Linked DNA regions of Homo sapiens: region 1 is linked to region 2. A link is a contact called in ENCODE Hi-C or POLR2A ChIA-PET data. All regions are on one chromosome and are shown on one strand. The core of a region is the stretch at or near the end of the contact, and the rest is flanking DNA. Distances in the headings are between cores, read along the strand shown. Region 1 overlaps IFT88 (intraflagellar transport 88). Region 2 holds the start of IL17D (interleukin 17D).

Evidence for each region. A loop is a pair of places that touch in the nucleus more often than their neighbours do. ChIA-PET counts read pairs that join two places held with the same protein, here RNA polymerase II (POLR2A). Pooled maps may share reads with other maps.
Region 1: a map of PC-3 shows a loop between it and region 2 (4-fold over the local background). The contact joins the enhancer-like site here to the promoter of IL17D in region 2. A Hi-C loop is called at or near these places in 2 of 168 maps with a recorded cell type or tissue (IMR-90 and PC-3) and 1 of 50 pooled maps. POLR2A ChIA-PET finds 5 or more read pairs at or near these places in 1 of 52 experiments (H1).

The regions. Positions count from the first base shown.
Region 1 is chr13:20,614,432-20,617,629 of GRCh38, reverse strand. IFT88 (intraflagellar transport 88) reads right to left here. Exons shown (of 26, transcript NM_006531.5): 14 at 1,751-1,837. Among named protein-coding and RNA genes, the nearest start is that of IFT88, 49 kb to the right of the region's middle. Within about 2 kb of position 1,394, at least 2 of the 41 ENCODE cell types and tissues checked have a DNase peak (open chromatin) inside an H3K27ac peak, as active enhancers do; they include PC-3, where a contact is called at or near this core.
Region 2 is chr13:20,702,355-20,705,116 of GRCh38, reverse strand. It overlaps IL17D (interleukin 17D), which reads right to left and starts at 1,418. Exons shown (of 2, transcript NM_001385224.1): 1 at 826-1,418. The coding sequence starts at 1,115. RefSeq lists silencers at 597-1,106, 1,397-1,536, 1,957-2,036.

The DNA.
Region 1 (3,198 bases), core at 145-2,644, 87 kb after region 2:
TAGCAGAAAGGGCCTCTCTGGCAACAGAGATGAAAAATTGGCCCAACTTCATTTCCATCCTTCAGGGAATAGCAAATTGAAGATTTACTTATCTAGGACTTGAATTCCTTCTTTGGGTCCAAGTTAATAAAAGACCAAGAAACTCCTGATTAAACTGGATAATGAAGGATTCTATAGACAGGGCTGCACGTATCGGCTTTGTTTGACTTCTCTTTTCTCAGTTAACATCTCAGAGATGGAACATTCCACATTCCCCAGCAGCGTGTGGGGGCCAACTAAAGTTTACAATTCCGACTAAAAATCACCCTGCTTCTGGCTTATCTGAATCCCTTACCCACCCCACCCCACCAACCCACTCCTACTTATTCAGCACCACACTACCCAGGAAACACACTAGCAAATTGTGCAATGGAATAAAATCCACACTTTTCTTTAGATTCTTGCAACTGTATCATATGTAATAGTATCACTTTTTCTACATTTTGGTCAAATAAATTTTTACATAAACTGAAAAAAAAATTAGCTGGGCTTGGTGGCGGGCGCCTGTAGTCCCAGCTACTTGGGAGGCTGAGGCAGGAGAATGGCGAGAACCCAGGAGGTGGAGCTTGCAGTGAGCCGAGATTGCGCCACTGCACTCCAGCCTGGGAGGCAGAACAAGACTCTGTCTCAAAACAACAACAACAACAAAAAAAAACCAAAAAAAAGTTTTGGTCCAGGACCAACCACATAGACAACAGTGGTCCCATAAGATAATGGTGCTAAAAAATTCCTATTGCCAAGTGACATCCTAGGTGCTGTAATGCTGTATCACACCTCATGTGTTTGTGGTGATGTTGGTGTAAACAAACCTGCACTGTGTCAGTCTTATGAAAGCACAGCACATACAATTATGTACAGTACATAATACTTGATAATAAACAATTATGTTACTGGTTTATGTATTTACTGTACAGTAAGGCATCGCTTGATGATGGGGATATGTTCTGAGAATTATGTCATTAGGCAATTTCATCATTGTGCAAATATCATAGGGTGTACTTACACAAACCTATATGGCATGGCCTACAACACACCTAGGCTATATGGTATAGCCTAATGCTCCTAGTCTACAAACCTCTACAGCATGTTACTGTATTGAATACTACAAGAAAATATAACACAATGGTAAGTATTTGTATATCTAAATCTATCTAAACATAGAAAAGGTACAATTAAAATATGGTATAAAAGATTTTTAAAATGTCATGCCTGTGCAGGGTGCTTACCATGAATGGAGCTTCCAGGACTGGAAGTTGCTTTGGATGAGTCACAAAATAAACTCTGAGTGAATGTGAAGGCCTAGGATATTACTGTACACTTTTATACAACTGGCAGCATAGGTTTGTTTATATCAGCATCACCACAAACAAGTGAATAATGCATCATGCTACAATTTCGAGACAGCTACAACGTCACTAGTGATAGGAATTTTTCAGCTTCCTATCTTACCAGACCACTGTCATATATGTGGTCCATTGTTGACTGAAATGTGTTATATAACTACTTGATTTACAAAATAACATGAGTAATAAGTATCTTATTAATAACTTTTATAATAGCCTATATTAATCTGAACATACAATATTATCTGCTTGATAAATATGAATCAACATTCATATCCACTTTTCTAATGACAATATTAATTTAAATTTAAAAGTATAAATTATGAAAAAAACCACATCTATGCAGTATTATAGACTTTCTCTCTTACCAATCATAACCTGCAGCAAAAGATGTTTCAATTACAGGAGCAATGAGTTTTGCAGATGTCATAATATATTTTTCTGCCATGGCTTTCCTATATCAAATAAACCAAAAAGTTGTATTTAGAGATACAGTATAAAATAGTTTGGATTTCCTAAAATTTAAGTGTAAACATTATCTATCAAAACTAACATACCACAAAAGCCTACTAAACAATGGACAGGTACCATAGAAATCTATTTACGATTCAGGTTTAAAACCATGACTAGGAAACGTAATTAGCAAGCCATGATTGCCTGCCGGGTCAACGGTGTTCATTTCTTTTCTTTTTCTGCTTTATGATGCCTTCTGACAAACTGAAGAGATACTGGAGAAACACAAGGCCCTGCAGCGGAACTTACGTAGCCTACACTGCAGACACGAAAGTAAAGGGTGAAATTACCACTGAAGAAATTGTGTGTGGTAAAGAGTAAAACTGAATTACTATTTGTTGCTTTTGTGTGCATATATGTGTATCTGTATCCGTGTGTGTATATGTATATGTACACGTACGTACATATATAAAATGTGTTATCGTCAAGGTTACTGGAAAATTTCCAAGTGCTTTTCAAAGTGGATATACCAATTTATAGTGGTGGGTAAAAGTTCTCTTAGTCATTTCTTCTTGAATTTATATATAAGTAGTGGTTTTTAAAATGGACTCAAAATGTATATACTATTCTATAACTTGTTCTTTATACTATGCTGTATTAATATAGAAATAATCTTTCCAGGACGGGCGCAGTGGCTCATGCCTGTAATCCCAGCACTTTGGGAGGCCAAGGCAGGTGGATCACAAGGTCAGGAGATCGAGACCATCCTGGCTAACATGGTGAAACCCCGTCTCTACTAAAAATACAAAAAATTAGCCAGGTGTGGCGGCAGGCGCCTGTAGTCCCAGCTACTAAGGAGGCTGAGGCAGGAGAATGGCATGAACCTGGGATGCGGAGCTTGCGGTGAGCGGAGATCGGGCCACTGCACTCCAGCCTGGGTGATAGAGTGAGACTCCGTCTCAAAAAAAAAAAAAAAAGAAAAGAAATAATCTTTCCAAATCATTCAACATTCATCTTGTTATTCTTTCTTTTGAACTTTATTTTGAGACAACTGTAGATTCACATGCATTTGTAAAACATAAGAGATTCCATGTACCCTTTACCCAGTTTCCTCCAACAGTAACATCTTTCAAGTATCACAACCAGATTACTGTCATTGATAACAGTCAAGAAACAGAATATTCCCACTATATTTCCATTCCTTTGTTTTCCTCCAACTCCCACCCCTTCTTCATCTCTCCTAACAACCATTAATCTGATCTCCAGTTCTACAATTTTATCATTTTAAGAGTGTTATATATAAAGAATAAGGTTATATATAATCTTCCAGAATTGGCTATTTTTGCACAGTATACTTCCCTTC
Region 2 (2,762 bases), core at 169-2,668:
AGGGAAGACGGTCACAGGTGCCTGCTGAGGACACTGCGGCACCCTGCCTACACGCCCCCAACTTCTCCAGCCTTCCCCTTCTGCAGGCTGTCCCTTTCTTCTGAAATGACCTCTGTTCCAAGACCAAAATACTCTCGAAACTGTTCATGTCACTTCATGCACTGCCTGATGGTGTGGTTTCTTTCCCAATTATCCCCACTCCTTCCTTAGGCTATTAAACTAGAGGGGCTCAGAGGGCGCTTCCCAGGGCTCCACTCCAGCAGCCTCTGGACCACAGGGGCACTCAGGAAATATGTGGATAGTACCGCGCACCCCCCAGCAGCACCTCCCCGGGCCCCCTGTGCAGAGTACGGTCCACATCACTGTGTCCACATCACGGAAGGGTCCCCAGCTAGTGCCTTGCGGACCCATCCAACCTGGAGGAGATGAGGTGTTCAAGAGATACGTGTTGCATAGGAAATACTGGAGGGTAAAGAGAGGAAGCAGGACTCCTTCAAGGGAGGTGGTGGGGGTGGGCCTTCGCAGTTTAGGAATTGCCCCCCAGTGCTCCAACTGCCCCGCCCCACCCCGCCTCATCGCAGCGCCCCTCGCACCCCACCCCACCCTACCGTACCCTACCCTGTCTCGCCCCGCACCACCCCACCCCTACCTGCTCCGCCTCGCCCCGCGTGCCACGCCCCCTCCGCGTCGCCCCGCCCCAACCACCTCCCCTTCCCCGCCCCACCCTCCCCGCCTGCCCGGCCTCGGCCCGGCCCCACCCACTCTCCCCGCCCAGCCCTGCCCTCCCCACCTGCCGGGCCCCGCCAGGACGCGCCCGCGGCTCACCTGTAGGCCCAGGGCGACACGCTGCGCAGGTTGGTGGGCGGCCGGAAGCGGCGGTCGGCGGGCCTGCCCCCTGCCGGGCAGCTCGCGTTGCGCGCCTGCTCACGCGGCCCCAGCTGCAGCGTGTGGTGGAAGGCACTGAGCACGCCGGCCGCCAGGCGCCCGTACAGCTGCTCCAGTAGCTCCTCCGGCCGGTCCGCGCAGCCCCGCGGCCGCGCGGGGCGCCTGCCCGCCCTCGGGGCGCCCGCGGCCCAGCTCGGCGGCAGCGCCAGCAGGAAGCCGGCTACCAGCATCCAGACCTGAGGGACAGGCCACGCTCAGCGTCCGCACGCGCCGGAGGAGCCCGCCTGCGCCCCGCGCCCGTGTCCCGCCCGCGGCGCCCGGAGCCGGCGGGCGCCTCCCCTCGCCCCGCGGAGCCAGAGGCCGGCCCGGAGGATGGGAGCCGCGCGGGCGGGCCCCAGAGCGCCCTCCCCGCCTGCCCGCCGCCCGCGGGGTCCCCGGGGCCCAGCCCGGCGCCGGCCCGCGCGCCCCCGGCCCCCGCCGCCGCCGCCGCCCCGAGCCGGGGGCCGCACGGGGGGCGGGTGCGGGGCGCGCGTGCACGTGTGCGTGTGCCTGCCGGGTTGCTGCGCCGCGGGCTGCGAGTGCTTGTGACCCGCCGCACCCTCACCCCCGGGCGCGCCATCCCTGCTCCGCCGCCAGCGAGGGAGCCCCGGAGCCTAAGACGCCCGGACCCGCCGCCTCGCAGACCCACCCTTGCCCCTGCGCCTCGTCATCCGCCCGCCCCAGCCAGCCCGCGCAGGGTCCGCGGCCCGCTTTTCCGCGAGAAGCCCCCTGTGGTCTTTCCTCGTACCCGGGGACTCGGACCGAGAAGCCGACTGAGCGAGGTCGCCGCCCGGCCTCACGGACACAGAGCGACTCTGCACCTTTCGCCTCCAGGAGCTGAAAACATTTTGTCACTTGTGCAGTGTACTCACCAGTGCCCCCAACATCTTCTCCCCCGAAAGCGCTTTCAGATTCGCGCCGAGATGGGGCGACGCGGCGGCTCTTGAGCGGAATAACCCGAAGGGCCACGCAAACTGGGGCTTCCAGCCGCGAGCATGCGGCGGGGCGCCCAGGGCCTGGGGTCGCGCGCTCAGGGCCTGTGCTGCGCCACGCAGGAGGAGGAGAGGGCTGGCCCTGCCGGGCGCGGGTGCGGGCCCGACTGGCTGAAGGAGGAGTGGGGACTGGCTTGGAAGTCTCCGAAGCAGAAAAGTGGGGCCGACAGGATGGAATTGGGGGAGGCCGATTTTGGCTCAGAGAGATTTCTCTATTAAGGAAAGCAGTCCAAGAATAGGCCCCCTGGAAGAGGAATGCGCTCAAACCCAGAGGGATTCTCCTTAGAGCTACCTCTTGAGATTCTGTACTTCGAGGAAATTAGAGGTTTTTTTAAATCTCTATTTTTAATAAGGTGGGAGGAGGCTGTTGCTCCTTTCTCCTCAACAACATGAAATGATCCTGTGCCTCTATCCAACAACTCTACAACAAAGCACTGAATACTTCCCTGACTGGCACTTTCATGGCTGTTCATGGGCATCTCTTGGTCTATGACGACGATGTTGGAGAGTTCCTACTCCGTGATAACTCAGTTCTAAGTGCAAGCAGTCACGTGAAATGAGCCTGATAGTCTGCGAATGAAGAAACTAAAACGAACTATATTATATACTTCATAACACAAGACAACGTGCTCGTTTGTTCATTCTGCAAGTAAATGCTTAATGCTTCCTAGGTGGCAGGCTAAAGAATATGATCATTTTAAAGCAGTCATGCTTTGAAAATAAACAACCCATCCCAGCTGTAAGCTTTTTGAAAGTGTACAAAATATGTAATTGATGACTCCCTAAATGGTTTGCAGCTTTGGTATTTGACTGAATTGTAAACCATTAGTTAAACTACATTTCAGT